Linked DNA regions of Homo sapiens: region 2 is linked to region 1. Evidence: chromatin loops called from intact Hi-C (ENCODE). Cell type or tissue: K562. All regions are shown on one strand.

The links. Hi-C counts contacts between places; a loop is a spot of excess contacts. Peaks named below come from ENCODE experiments on the same cell type or tissue, not always from the same donor. Only the 100,000 strongest peaks of a DNase experiment are listed, where the experiment ranks them.
Region 2: a loop joins it to region 1, with 2.9 times the contacts of the local background. A loop is called at or near these places in 2 of 110 quality-filtered maps.

What each region holds. Positions count from the first base shown.
Region 1 is chr20:22,334,418-22,342,417 of GRCh38, forward strand. No RefSeq gene overlaps it. Among named protein-coding and RNA genes, the nearest start is that of LINC01427, 56 kb to the left of the region's middle. RefSeq lists an enhancer at 1-48. In K562, a CTCF peak has its summit at 4,881 (motif pointing right); a DNase peak (open chromatin) is centred at 4,874.
Region 2 is chr20:22,467,814-22,475,813 of GRCh38, forward strand. It overlaps LOC105372563 (a long non-coding RNA gene), which reads right to left and starts at 3,725. Exons shown (of 3, transcript XR_001754711.1): 1 at 3,567-3,725; 2 at 791-979; 3 at 214-251. In K562, no CTCF peak of the experiment used is centred here; a DNase peak (open chromatin) is centred at 3,978.

The DNA of each region.
Region 1 (8,000 bases):
AGCTTACACCAAATATAATAAATGTCTGCCCAAATCTGTAATTTCTGTAAATACAATAATAAACGTGATCTGATATTTTGTTATTGAGATAAAAGAGATTTTCAGGTGAGATTCTTCTAGCCAGAAAAGCCAGTCTAGGAGTTAGATTTAAATGTTATTTCCATTCAGGTTGGGGAATTCAGAGGACCGGCTTGAAGTCAGTCCCCTGCCTGCCCTGGAGAATCAGCTGGGGGCCAGGGGACCACCACCTTGCTTCCTCTGGAAGAAGCACACTGTTAGAGTGCATCGGTCACCAGGCATTTCATGCCACACTAGGGCTGTCAGGAGTCCAATATCTAAACCAAGTGATGCCTGATCTGAAATAAGAGAACACTCTGAGTGGTCCTAATTTCACCAGAAGTACCATGTCAATGGTTATAAGTAAACTATTCATGTCGTCGGTGGCCTGGAAAACATTTAGAAACCTTCATGACCTTAATTCTTCTTAGCTCTTTACCATTTTTATAGACTTTCACTTGCAAATCTCATCTTATCTCATAAAATATACATGCGATGATATTTAAATTAAAGGAATTTATCACAATTAAATGACTAATTTCATATCTGGCCCAATACTTACTGTTCCTTTGCTATCTTTCAGAGGCTTGAGTTAGTTTACTTTAAAAGACTGTGTGGGGCCAGGCGCAGTGGCTCACACATGTAATCCCAGTACTTTGGGAGGCCAAGGCAGGCGAATTACTTGAGGTTGGGAGTTCGAGACCAGCCTGGCCAACATAGTGAAACCCTGTCTCTACTAAAAATACAAAAATTAGCTGGGCGTGGTGGTGGGCACCTGTAATCCCAGGTACTCTGGAGGCTGAGGCAGGAGAATCCCTTGAACCCGGGAGATGGAGGTTGCAGTGAGCCCAACCTGGGCAATACAGCGAGACTCAGTCTCAAAAAAAAAAAAAAAAAAAAAAAGACCACGTGCTCTCCTTCCAACAGCACAGTCTTTTTGAAATATCTGAAGCATGACCATGTGATGTAAGCAGACATCACTGAGCTGTTTCCAGACATCAATTTTTTGGTATTGAGCCTCAACAAACCTTTCTCTCATCCACCTGGTGCTGAGAAGTTATCCAAGAGCTAAGACAGAGCTCTCATTGGGGTCCTTGTGCACTTTTCAGAAATGAAAACAGATCTCAGAAAAGTCCATTCCAACCATATTCTGCTATCAATGGTATGTCTGTCCTGTCATGGTCTTATATTTCTCCCTCCAGTCTGAACAAATGTTACCAGTTTCAGAGTTTTTAGAATTCTTACCAGATAATAATTTCTCCAGCCCTCTGGGTTTAGAAAACAATACTTGAGGTAAGCTGTTTCTGATCTCCTGCTAATCTCAGATAATTGCTTTTGGGTTTCATGGGGAATCTGAAATTCTCTATGCCAGATTCACTGAATGGGTCTATGGGAAAGGGGCTTTTGGGAGACTTTTCACCTCTACTAACAAATCTGTCTTTAGCAGAGGTTCTATTGCAAAAGTGTCCTTTCTACCAACTGCCAGCTTGTTGTAAGAATCAAATACTACTAATAGGAACTCTAGATATTCTTAATCAAGTCCCCAGCTTCCTCCCTCCCTCCCTGCCTCTCTCTGTCCCTCCCTTCCTCCCTCCTTTCATTTTTTCTTTCCTTCCTTCTTTTTTTCTGTTTCCCTGACTTTGCTTCCTCTTTCTCTCTCTTTCTCCTTTGTCCTTCCTCCCTGTATTTTTTTCTTCCTTTATTTATTTATTTCTTAATTTTTACTTCTTAAATTGTTTAATAACCTTCTGGGAAACCCCCAGAACCTGGCTGTCAAGTACAGCTCTCTTGTTGGGTGGGTTTGAGTGGGAAAAGATATTTCTGAGCTTGACCTTGCAGTTCCTAGGAGAGAATATCAGGATTATGTTGGTCCCGCTGAGACTGCGGAACCTCAGGTAAAGTCTCCAGATGCTCTGCCAGTTTCCATTGAATTCTCTGACTTTCAACTTGGTAGTTAGTTCTTAGAGCTTACATTAAACTTAGACGTCACAACCTCAAGCCAAGAGTTCTGGGGGCCAGGCCTTTCTGACAAGTTGTGAATAAGCTGTACTTTCTGGAATAAGGACAGAGGCACCAGAACTCTAATGCACAAAGCTCATTGTAGAAAAGGCTACACATCCTAGGCCCACACGACCTTGTTTGGAAGTGCAAACCCAGCTACTCCACAGGCTGTAGCATTCTCTTGGACATGGATGGGTACACATTCTGGAATGGTTCCTCAAACCTCCATTTTACAAAACTAAAGCTACCATCAAGGGTTCTATTGGCCAAGTCGTGTAAATTGTTCCTGGAGGCTTTGCTTTCTGGGGAAATTCAGATCCATCACTGCCCCTATCTTTGGGCTTCAGAATGTTTCCACCTATTTGAATCTATTCCCATCTGTGTGCTCACTGCCTGGACAGTGTGGAGGTTTGGGGGACTGTGTGTCTCCAGGTTGGCTATAAGTTAACCTAGAATTTAATTTGGGTCTTTGGATGTCTCTTTAGAGTAAAACTTCGTGGATAATTATGAAAGTCAAAGATCCTTGAAATGCCTGCTCTTCCTTTGCAGCCTGGTTGGTTAGATAGACTCCAAAGGAGAAAATTAATTTTGAGGAATAACAACCAAAACTTAGAATGTGACTTTGCTCTTCTAATCCTTATAGAAAATATGTAAGATGTGGACTATTACTGATCCCCACTTGACAGAGAAGAAACTAAACCTTGGAGAGGTTTGGCAAATTTCCCAAGGTCATGAACCTGGTAAGTCACAGCAACAGGATCCACCATGAGGGTCATCTCGTGGCCTGTCCTATAAAGGCCATTCATTTGCAGGAAAGGTCTAGGAAGGCAAGGAAACCAATGTTTGCCAGGGCTTACTGTGAGTTAGATATGTCTACTCTTGAACATGCAGAAACACCAGAAAAGACTATTGATCCAGCAAAGCGAAATTTGTTTCACCTGCTGCATTTGCGGAGGGCAGTTGGGGGAGCCTCTGAGCATAGGGTCTCAGAACGGGGAAGTCAGGAAAGGATGTTTACTGGGTTTTAGTGAGAAGGCGGTAGTAATTTTTAAGGTCGATTTTGGAAGGTGGGAAGCCACTGGGTTTGGGCAGAGTTTCTGACCAACTATAGATTGGTAGCACAGCAAGATGAAGGAAGTGAAATGAACTAGTGTTAGTCTTGATAAGGAAACAATGTAATTGGTGCAGAGTCTTAATTTCAGGAGAAATTCCTGGATGTGATTTTTGCTTGTTCTCAGCATTGCAGGTAAGTCATTTTTGCTTGTTCTCCATATTGTTTACCAAGGCCATCTGCTTTCAGTTCTCAGGCACTAGGGGCAGACCAGTAGCTAGAAACAGACAAGATTCCTGCTCTCAAGGAGCCATGTCCCTGTTAGGTAGCCACTGTTCTTATTAGACAGTGTAGAAAAGAACGGGAGATGAATAATGATATTCCAATTTCCACACATAAGTGAAAGCTGGGTCTGGGATTTGAAGTTGAGACTTAAATTTTGGTTCTTTGAACTCCTAGCCTCTGCAATGGTAACACTCAGTCAAGAACATTCTCCACTCCATTCTTCTCTGCTCTCCCAGTAAAATACCCAGAGCAGGGTCATCACAGAGGGAAGACCAGGACTCTTGGGATCTCACAGAGATACTTGACCCCATGCTCATAGCAGCATTATTCACAATAGCCAAGGTATAGTAGAAAGAGCCTAAATCCCATCTGTGATGCATGGATAAAAAGAATGTGGTATACACTTACAGTGGAGTATTATTCAACCTCCAAAAAGGAAGATAATTCTGTAATCTGTGACAACATGGATGGAGCTGGAGGACATTATGTTAAGTGAAATCAGCCAGGCACAGAAAGACAAATATCACGTGATCTCACTTATACATGGAATCCAAAATAGTGAAACTGTAAAAGTCAAGGGTGTAATGGTGGTTTCCAGGGGCTGCGGGGGGAAGCAGAGGTGTTGATCAAAGGTGGAAAGTTTCAGCCAGGCGAGAGGAGTAGGTTCTGGAGACTGTGGTGCAGGATAGTGCCAACAGCTAATGATGCAGTATTGCATTCCTAAGATTCTCTAAGAGGGTAGAGCTTATATGACGCGTTCTTATAATAATAATAATAGGGGTGAGAAGAAACTTCGAGAGGTCTAGACATTTAATTATGTATAGCTTTATACATATTAATTTTACCTCAATAAAGTGATTTTTGAAAAAGAAAAGAAAATCCTCCTTGTGGAAATTTACAGAGGATGATTCCAGAAAGATACTATATCATAGACTATCAATCATTTGGCTTATCTCTCAAGCTCTTATAAACAGTAGGAATATTAATGGACTTTATTAACCTATAGGTCAATGAATTTTAATTTATTTAATTATCTTTAAATTTTCCTTGACAGGAGGAGAAAATAAGTAGGGCTTATTGAACAATAAAGAACATTTATTTTATATCAAAGTATAGGTCCCTATGCAGCCTTTATTTTATCTTTAATATTCAGAAGTGAATCCACAATGGCTTTCCTTCTTACTTATATGGCAACCAAAACTGTATGACATGGCAAAATATCACAAAACAGAAGCTAGAAGTTGAAGCTGTAATAAAAACTACCAGAATATGTGAATAATCTGATTTTTTAAATGGAATGACAGCACCTATGGTGTGGCTTTTCTTGCTAAACAGAGACACATTTTTATCCCTACAAATGGTGTCATGTATTTTTTTTCAGTCAGTTGTGTCATATTCTGGCTTCATACTTTTTTCCATGCTCATTTAAGGCCATGGAGTTGTCTAATACCTGTTAAGATCTTGGATAGTTTTGACCACCAGGAGGCGTGTTAGACCAGCAAATTGACACTTCGTCACTAGCGTCCATCCTTGAACACTTCGGAAGATTAAAGGTTAAAGATGAACGTGAGCCTCACTGAAAGTGATTGTAGAGAGATAAAGAGAAGGATTATAATTTTCAAAAGAAACTCTGAGGGTTTTTTTGTTTTGTTTTGCTTTTCAATTCAGCTCAAACCAAATGGTTGCTTTTTTTCCGTTTTTGTAAACTTGCGTCATGTACCTGTGAATTTCGGGCAGGGGCTGAGGTGTGGGGAGCTCTGCTGAAACTTTAAAGCAGAGTCGTGATTCTCTGCCCCCCTCCATTACAAAAGGCAGGCAATAATGTAAATAGAACGTTAGACAGGCTGTGGTTTGTGCTCAGCTGCTCAGGGTTTGCAGGACTGCTGCTTCCAGGAATCTAGCTTTCTCCAGGCTCAGCCTCAATTCAAGTAAGGCTGGACTGGCAGGACTAAATAGAAACTTACCCACTTTTGTTACCTCTTTTCTGAGTCCAGCAGGGAGGCAATCTTAGATCGTAGAAATTACTGCCCTACAGAAATGCCGATGTCCAGAGAGAAAGTGGCATGTCTAGTGCTGTTAATTTCACTACTGCTTTGTGTTATCGCTTTAATAAGATAGGGACTTATCCCAGCGGGGGCTGGGAGTAATGCCATTATTAAATGATTTTCTCTTGGCTCCAAACCCACCTTTCTATATCCTGCCTTGTGATGCCAGCACTGGGACTCTGCAAACTGCAGTTGGGCTTGGCCAGATGCTCCTGGCAAGGGGACGCTAGAGTGAGGCCGCAAATCTGGAGGGAGAGGGGCCCGACCGTTCCTCCTGAGGACTTCCTCCTCCTCCCAGCATCTCTCCAGCAAGGCCGCTTCCACCCAGCAGTGGCAGTTCCTTCCCACTGTTGCAGCTGAATCATGTTTGTAGTTTTCCAAAACTCACAAAACCAGCCCTATCATGCCCTCTTAGAGACTTCAGCTTACCCTTGCATAACTCCAAGTCCAAAGCCTGTGCAAAACAGTTCAGCTGACTTGGAAGGGAGATTGGCAGTTTCTTACAAAAGTAATCATATTGTTACCCTGTGAAGCAGCAGGCAGGCTCTTTGATATTTGCCCAGATAAGTTGAAAACTTGTGTCTCTACAAAAAAACTACATGAGAATGTTTATGCCAACTTTATTCATAATTGCCAAAATTTGGATACAACCAAGATGTCCTTCAACAGCGAGTGGATAAACAGACTGTAGTACATCCAGACGATGGAATATTATTCAGTAATAAAAAGAAAAAGCTAACCAGCCACAGAAAAAGACATAGAGGAACCTTAAACGCATATTGATAAAGAAAGAAGTCAATCTGAAAAGGCTGCATACTGTATGATTTCAACGATATGACATTCTGGAAAAGCCAAATCTATGGAGAAGTAAAAAGAGTAGTGTTTGTCAGAGGTTCAGCTGGGGTGGGGTTGTTGGGGATGAGTAGAGGGAGGGATGAATAGGTACAGGAGAGACAATTTTTTAATTTTTATTTTTTTAAGACGGGGTCTTATTCTGTCACCCAAGCTGAAGCATGATCATAGCTCACTGCAGCCTTGAACTATGGGACTCAAGGGATCTCCCATTGCAGCCTCCAGAATAGCTGAGACCACAGGCACACACCACCACACAAGCTTAGCACAGGAGATTTTTAGGGCAGTTAAAAGTATTCTGTATGGTACCCTATGGTGGATGCATGTCATTATGCATTTGTCAAAACCCATAGGATGTACCCAAGAGTGAACCCTAATGTGAACTCTGGACTTAACTATGGACTTTAATGAATAATAACATAACAATATTGGCTCATCAATTATAACAAATGTACCACATCATTGCAAGATGGTAATAATAAGGGGAGTGGGGGGGTGCAGGAGCATATGGGAACTTGATACCATCTACTCAATTTTCCAAAAACCTAAAACTGCTCTAAAAATAGTCTATTAATTAATTATTTAAGAACTCAAAGAAACAAAAGCCTTGGCAGTGTTTTTTACATTGATCAGTTATGTGCCCCACCATGGCTGGTCCAGGCCTGAGTCTCTCTTGCTCCACTCTTAGCATCTCCTGTGTGTATTTCGTCAAACCCATGTCAACTGTGTGGGCCACTCTCTGAACTCCTCCCTCTCCATGAGCTCCCAGGATTTTCTAGTTCCCTGGAGTCCCTTTTTAGGTCTTCTGGCAACAAAGCTGGAATTTTAGTTACTTGGTTCTGTGTGTACTTCAGCAACTGCATCTGCATCGAGTGCCGAGGGATAAAAGTAACAGACAAAAAAAAAAAATCACCAGCAGTTTCAGCACTTTAAGTTCCAGTCCTCTTCTATGAGTCACTTTTCAGAGTCCTCACAGCTGCCCTGTGCCTTATGTTCAGGTTTTATAGCGACATCCGCTGAGCAAGATGAGTGGCATGTGCTTATCCCATTATACGTGGGACCAGGACTTCTTATTATTTAGATATTCACATGACCAGTGCCAAATGGATATATCGGCTATAACATAAAGTGACCTGCACCTCTCAAAAATGCCAAGGTCAAATCAGACAAAAACTACTGAGGAGTTGTCCAAAATTAAAGCAGACCGAAGAGACGGAGCATAGCTCTAAAGTATATCACTGGAGAAACTGGCAACATTTAAATACAGTCTGTGGATTGAAAGTATTGTATCCAAGTTAAATGTGCCGATTTGGGTAACTGTTATGGTTATGGAAAGGGATATCCTGTTCTTTGGAAATAGACACCAAAATATATATTAGGCAGAGGGGATGCTATCTTTAGCTCACTTTCAAATGGTTCAAAATGCACATACACATACACTCTCTCTCACATACATATGCATGCACACGCGCACACACACACACACCTGCACATGCATGCAAGCTGAGGGGTGTAGAAGAAGGAACAATCCTAAAGGGACTGCTATTCCTAACCTGACCCTGTCCTAGGCCACCAGCACACAGCACCCAACCAGCATTCAACCTTCCGACTGGACATGGACACCCTCTAGTTGCCTCAATGGCTCAGGGCACATGCGGAGGGCTGGCTGGGCCCAGCTGACAAGAATTCATATATTTGGTGAACTTCCT
Region 2 (8,000 bases), 130 kb after region 1:
ATGCCTGTAAGTAATCCCAGAACTTTGGGAGGCCAAGGCAGGCGGATCACTTGAGGCCAAGAGTTCAAGACCAGCTTGATCAACACGATGAAACCCCATCTCTACTAAAAAATACAAAAATTAGCTGAGCGTGGGGTTGCATACCTGTAATCCCAGCTACTTGGAAGGCTGAGGCAGGAGAATCGCTTGAACCCGGGAGGTGGATCTGAGATCGTGCCATTGTACTCCAGCCTGGGCAACAGAGTGAGATTCTGTCTCAGGAAAAAAAAAAAAAAAAAAGGAAAAAAAAAAAAAGAAACTATCACTTACTGGGGTTTGGTATGGCATCAAAAAAGAATATCCACAGCTGATTTGAAAACACTATTTAAAAATTTCCTTTTTCAACAACAATCAGTATAGTTTTCTTCCTATACTTCAACCACAATAATATAATACAAACAGATGAACTCGGAAGCAGATACGAAAATCTGGTTGTCTTTTTAAGCGTGAAATTAAAGAGATCTGCAAAAATGTAAAAAACATCACTCTTCTCCAGAATTGTTTTTGTTTTGAAAAATAGTTATTTTTATTTAAAAACATGTTATTCATGTTAGCATTTAACTGGTTGATTATTATTTCAAGATTAATAAATGCATATTTTTATATTTCCTCAATTTTGATTTCTAATATGGTAAATATAAATAGATTTTGCCCACATACGTAAAAGCTCTCTGGGGACTTCAGTAATTTTTAAGAACGTAAAAAGCCTCAAGACCAAAGAATTTGAGGACTCCGAAATTCAAGTACTCACCCAACTTAGCTTTAGAGTGAAGGGTGGAACCTTTGGCCTACCAAGATCTATTTGTCAGTTCCAATCAGAGAAATGTCAAAATCTTGAAGGATATATTTAAGGAGTCCAGAAAGGTTTTCCATACCAGCCTATCAGTAAAGCTCAGAGCTTAGTTCCTTCCTGAAATCTTGTCCACCGGCTCAGCCAAGTCTGCAGAGTGGGGTGAAAGCTTAGTCTTAATAAACATTCATCTAAGCAGCCCCTTCTCTTTTTAAGCAAGGGGCTTCTGAGATTAGGTGTTCGCATCAGAAAGGGGCGGGCACATGTGACACCCTGAGGACATCTGTCTCATACAAGGTTTCTCTAATACTCACAAGCAAATGAGAGCTGCCCAAAGGAGCAGACAGAAAGCAAGTCAAACAGCCCCTAGCCCTGCTCTGCAGGAATAGTGCAGAACTGATCCATGGCAGGATCTGCAGCTTGGATGCTATCTTTCAATTTCCCCCAGGGTGGGTCAGTTGGAGCTGGAGGATGTGCTGGCGAGATGCCCCACCCATCGCACCGTCAGGCCCTGCGAGGAGGAGCACTCCATCTGTTTGCTCATTGAGGAAGACTAGGGTGGGATGTATTACAACCACCACTCCTACTGATTCTCAAATTGGAAGACCAGAGCTTGCAACACATCTATCATCTCCAAGACCTGTTGCTGTTGCTTCCTAGAGTAAGAGAAAGTTTCCTAGATACAGTTTTCTATGTCTAATTCAGACAAAGGGCAGAGGCCCTGAGAGGCCTCCAACTGCAGAAGACATGCTTAAACTTGGAAATTCCAGGCCGTTAATAATCACAACCTGAAAACACAGCATTGTCAGCGGTGGCTGTTGGAGTTGGTCAACTTCGCTAAGAGGCATTCAGTTTCTCAACTCGGTAATGCTAAGAAGCTACTTCCCTTAGGCAATCTTGCTGATTTTGGTGAATCTTACAACACTCATTTGGAAAATTGCTAAAAATGACTATGTTGAATAGAAGATGGCACTCGCCTTCCCTTGTGATTTCTACAGAATATCCTGAAATTGCTTTTGCGTCAGATAATACACATCTTTATTTATAGTGCTGTGCTGCTTTAAATCGCAACCAAAGCCTGCATAATACTTACCTACATAATATTTTATTACATTTTAGGTTTGCATGTTTAGAAAGCATTTAAATTTTATGAAAAACAATACAGATAGTTTCCTGATTGTAAGGAAAATAGAAAAATGATAAAAAGCCATCTTTATCTTTCATGAGAAGACACCAAGCCTGGGTATGTGTTCAGTTATATCTCCTAGAGTTACCATGATGCTTCACCATCACACCTTTTAAAACAAATTAGTCATGCATTTATTTATTTGTTCAACAAAATTCAAAGTATCTTCTAAGCAATGGAGTTGAAGAACTTGAAAGAATATTGTAAAATGTAAATCATGAAAAATATGACAGAAGAAAATCAGTCACTTTATAAATACAAGTTGGCATTATGTAACTATTTTTATTTAATGTGTTTAACTTTTACAGATGATGTTTTTTAGAAAAAGATTTAGTAATTTGCTCAAAGTCACACTTAATTTTTTCAAGCATCAGAAACCAAACAAAACAAAAAGAAAGAAACATGCCTCCCTCAGTTTTGGTCCAAAAATAGGTATTTCATAAATATTTGTTCCTTTTTTTCTCTGAATTCAGATCCTGGTCGTCTTTCCCTAAATTTCCTTTTTTCTTTTGTCGTGGTTATATAGAATTGAATATTTATAATGAAATAGACCTGCTGACTGGGTCACAGTGATAAAAGATGCTGAATGCTTCTGGTTCCAAGTAGTTGCAGTTGATGAATGAATCCCAGGTCCTAGCAACTGTGCTTAAAGGGATACACCTGCTTACAGGTGGTTAAGGGGAGATCTATTTCTATACATGGGACTGCCATAAATCAGAAGGAGATCAAAACATTTAAAGCCAACCAAGCAGGCAACATTTTTTGAGTAATTGAGGCTTGTTTTAGAAAACAAAAAATGTCTGTGTTAGTCCTTGTCTGTCAAACATTATTCTCTGTTTGATTAAGCTATACAAACAGCAGGACTCTGATGTAAGCAAGATTTTTTCTTTTTGTATGCTGTACATAAATGTCTTTAATCTTTTGAGTTAGGAATTTATTGGTGGAGTCTTCATGAGTAAATCCAGCAAATCTCTGAAATAATTTTCCCTCCAAAAGGAAATAGAGCAGGGAGGAGGCAGAGAAGGGTCAGTGAAACTCAACCCAAAAACAAAACAAAACACATTTTCCTGGAACAACAAAGTAGGTAAGAGTCCAGCTGACTTTTAGCCAGCTTAAGTCTGGGGTCTGGGTGAATGTGCCTTGGGTCAGGTGACGATAAAGGGACTTCAGACCAACTTACCAGCTGCAAATGAAAGTTCTTTCTTGGGATTTCAACAATAAACCAAACAAACCCACAGCACCATCCCCAAGTCTGCTATTCCAACTCCAGGAAAAGATTCCACACAGAAGGTCTGCAGAAGACAGTTGGACCTGGAATGGTTCTTCTTATTTTAACAAAAAGAGTGAAATGTGGATGCTTAAAATACACAAAAGGTTTGAATCTTGACTCCTGTGAGTCTTGACATTTGCATTTTATTCTGGGAATTTTCAAAGGATAACTGTGAGTCGTTAATCAAAGGACTTTTAGACATTGGGTGCATTTGTTTGCCATGGCTGTGTAACAAATTCTACAAACTGGGTGGGTTAAAGCACGAAAATTTTATGTCTCACAGTTTCAGAGGCTGAAGTCTGAGATGTAGGTGTTGCAGGGTGGGTTCCTTCTAAGAACCCACTCCATGCCTCCCCCCAGCTTCTGGTGTTTTGCTGGCAATCTCGGACTTTCCTGGGCTTGTAGACCCATCAGCCCGGCCTCTGCCCACGGTTGCACATGGCGTCCTCCCTGCATGTTGTCACCTTGGAGTGGGCCTACCCTATTCCATTATGACATCATCTTAAGTAAACACATCTGCAACGACATAAGGTCCTCTTTCCACATAAGGTCACATTCTGAGGTACCAGGGTTATGCCTTCAACATTTAGAAGTGGAGTGGGGCACAGTTCAGCCCACAACCATGGGTGTGGTAGTGTGTTTGTATGTGTGCGCAGCCACCCTCACCCTTTCTCCACCCCGCCTCCTCAGAGATGCCACACCCACTTCTCAGACTCCACTCTTCTCTCCCAGGAAGCCTGCTAGCACCCAGCCCGCCCCACCCCACAGACAAACACACACACCAGATACACACCACACACACACATCTCCACCACAGCACACCCGTGCACACATGCATCACACTACACACACATCACTAATACTACACACACAACCTGCACAACACATGCACACCACACTACCACATACATACCATACACACCACCACACACACATACACCACCACACACATACCATATACACCACCACACACACCACCACACACATGCAGAAACACATACCAAGCTCCCTTCTATGTGTTTTCGTAGTGTTTTAATTATAGCTCTATTGTAAGTCACCAAATTAAACGTTTATTATAGTTATTTATATTTCCTGCCAACTTCTTCTAATTTGGTCATTTAAGCAGCTGCTATGTCTGGTTAATTTTTGTTTCCCACAAACAAATCGGTGTCACATGCACAGTAGTCTCAATGAACATTAGGTGAATTAAACCGATTACAATGAAATGAGCGTTAATCTAACAGGCACAGAAAAGAGAATGAGTAACTGCACGGCAGTGGGAGCGTCAAGGCCAGGTTGGGGGTGGTGAGCTGCGCGTTTTCTCCCAAACTCCATGATGACAGTGGCTCGGCACCTCACCCCCTGTGCATAGGGATTGTAGTGTAAGCCTAGCTTCAGAGCCATTGCAGCAGGATGTAAGGTCCCCTCTGATGACAGCATTAAAGGACCCTGACCCGTAGGGGGAGTTCACCCACACTGAGGAGAGGCCGGGGCCACACTGCTAAGGGCCAGGCAAGACAGACCAAGGACTTGAATTCCACAGGAAGGGCACGGGGAACCACTACACGTCTTCCCGCGAGCTGAGGTACAATATGACTGAAGCTGCACTTTAATAATGGACCATTAGGCAAATTTATGTGCAAAAATCTCCACATTTTGCAAACAAGGCAGGTATGCGTTGTCTGGTTCATCGGAAATTCCATGCACAACTTGATGCGCTCACAAATTCGCAATTCAGAATTAATTGGTTTTAGGCCATGCATTTAGGTCAGATCACCCAGACATTCCATTTCATGTGGTGAAAAGAAATTAAGTCAATTTTCCCCCCGCCAGACCCTCGGCTCTCATCTCGCAGGCCTGGCGTGCGTCCCTCTGCTCGCACGGGGAGGAAGACAACCTTTAAAGGCATTCTCATTATTTCTCAGGGAGATGTCATTAAGTACTGTAAACATGTCCTGAATGAGTCCGTGTCACAAAGACGGCAAAGTGTTTATAGAATAAAAACCTATAAGCACCAAAATGAGATAAAATGGGGGAGGGGGAGAGAAAGAGGGAAAGAGAGATTTTTTTTAAAAAAAAAAAGGAAAAGGAAATGTCTTCCTGACCAAGTTCAGCTAAGGTGTGGACTATGTGGTAAATTTGCCCTAATGAGCTTTAACTACAAAAGAAAGCAGGGATGGAACCTACCTGGTCCATGGGCCCAACTCTCTGTTCCCAGGACCCTGGCAGACATCACTGACTCATCACGCCCATCTCCCTTCTGAATTCACCCCAACTGCCCCTGTGAATTCACACCTGGCAGACATCACTAATCAATCACACTCATCGCCTTCTCTAAAGTCACAGCTGGAAGACATCACTAATCAGTCATGCCCATCTCCCCTCTGAATTTGCCCCAACTTCCTCTAAAAATTCACACCTGGAAGACATCACTAGTCAATCTCACTCATCTTCTCTAAAGTCACAACTAGCAGACATCATTAATCAATCATGCCCATCTCTCCCTCTGAATTCACACCTGGCCTCAGAATTCTTGCAAGGAAGCAGTCTAATCAGCCATTCTAAGTTGCAGTTCAAACTGATGGATATTTCTGTTGAGGGGAGGCTCCAGGTGTTTCTTTCCTAAGCCTATGCTACTGCACTATAACAAGAAGAATTATTGCCCAAGAATAAATGAACACACTGTCTTACTTGAACATTTTCCTATTTGTTAGTTTACTTTGCATTGTTGTTTACAATCAAGTTCAGGAGAAAGACACTCAGAAGTCTGCATTGATTTTAATCCCCCGGAGCCTGACAATGTGTGAGCACACAGGCTGGAGATGTCTGGAATACCTGGTGCATGGAATTAAAGTTCATCAGTGTGTTCCTTTCCAAAGAGGAATGATAGCATTAAGGCTCTCCTTTGGGGCTCTGCCCTTGGCCACCAGAAGCCTTTGCCCTCCTCATGCAGATGGCAGAAGTGCCTGAAAGTTTATACCCCACCTGGGGCAAGCCATAGACAGTGATTGGCAGTGTGGGGTATGAAAGCACAGCCACCTTGCTTGCAGTGGGACAAGTACCTTACATACCAGAGTCCCTGCAGGGTCAGGCTGAAGGTCCCCTCTGCATGACTTTGAGATAACACCTCTCTTGGCTTCCTCCCTTCCTGGCCTGGTTTTTCCCCTTCCTCATCGACTTCCCCTGGGAATACATTCTTAATACTTGATCACTTGTACGGGCACCCTTGTCTTGAGTACAGAAAGAGCTGTGGGTAATCAGCTCTTATAAGGCAAAGTGTACACCTGACCTGTGTTCTGTCACTCTAAGTTGTGCCAGAGCTGCTCCTGAAACTCCTCTTGCCCTCTTTCCCAGGATATGCCTGGCTGTGTCTGTACCATGGAGAACAAGAGGCTGGAACAGCAGGAGCCCATCTGCTGAGTTCTACAAAGGTCTTCACATGGAGATAATGCACAGTGTCTGTTGCACAAATAAGTAGCTACCAGGAGACTTCAGGCCGGGAAGTCCTAGAAATAATATTGTCCCCAAAATCAACTGAAACAAAACCATTAAAAACTATCAAAATCTACCCAGTAGGAAGTATAAGAAGAAACTAAACGGGACTACAAATGTCTTTTCAGGATTTCTGGAAAAGTCTTACAGGTATACAAATATTAACTGAAGAAGCTGAGAAATCACAGATAAATGAAAAATGATACCACCACTCAGGAATTATGGCTAACACTCAGGAATACTGCTATTTTGGTATTCTACATATAAGAATGTATATGTAGACTTCTGTGAATATGTATGCAAATTTAACCACAAAAAAATTACAGTAGACTTTTTTGTAATCTGCTTTCATTTAATCATAAATGCTAACCACAGAGTTAGCATTTGCTATGCTATTAAGCAATTCACAAAGTAGTTTTACTTATTTTATTTATTGTATTTCACAGGTACAGTGATTTGTTTTGTTTTTAAATAAACAGGCAGAACTTCTGCACCGAGATGAATATTAATTCCTTCACAGCAATAACCTCAGGGGCCTATTCTCTAGTCAAACAGAGTAAGTGTTATCAAAAACAGCCTTTGCTTGTGAAATTTGAAGTCTGTGATGCTTCTAAAAGATACTCAAAATGATGAGGCTCTTCATTTGTTTAAAACAGTTTAAAGTCACTCAAAGCCAACTGTTTGAGAATGCAGATGAGAAAAATGGGTAAAAGTGCCTGCAATCAAAACTAAAATGCGACAAGAGGGCAATTGGGTTGGATAGCAGGGAGGGGATTCACGTTTCATGGATAAACTACACATAGGATAAGTGAATGCAAGTACGTCCACAGGAAGGAATAACACCCACTTAGATTTATATTTACATTGTATTGCCTTTATTTTCTTTTAGATACCAGTCTCATTACTTACAGTACAAAGTCACAGGATATTATTTAGACATTTGGTTCTTTCCTACTGTGGGCCTTTGCTCCAACCGCAGTCTGTACCTGCAATACCCCATGACCCTATTCAAGACTTCTGGAACTCTCAGGTCTGCATCCACCTCCCCCATGTCCATCATGGACAGGGCCTCAATTACACTGGTCACCATCAGAACTAACCCTGAGGATCACACCATGAAAGACCCTGCCTTTTCCATCTTGCTGGTCCAACAGTGCCCACTACAGTGTTTTTCTGAGAGTTGAAACTTGAAATTCTGAACTGAAAATACTCACTCCATATTT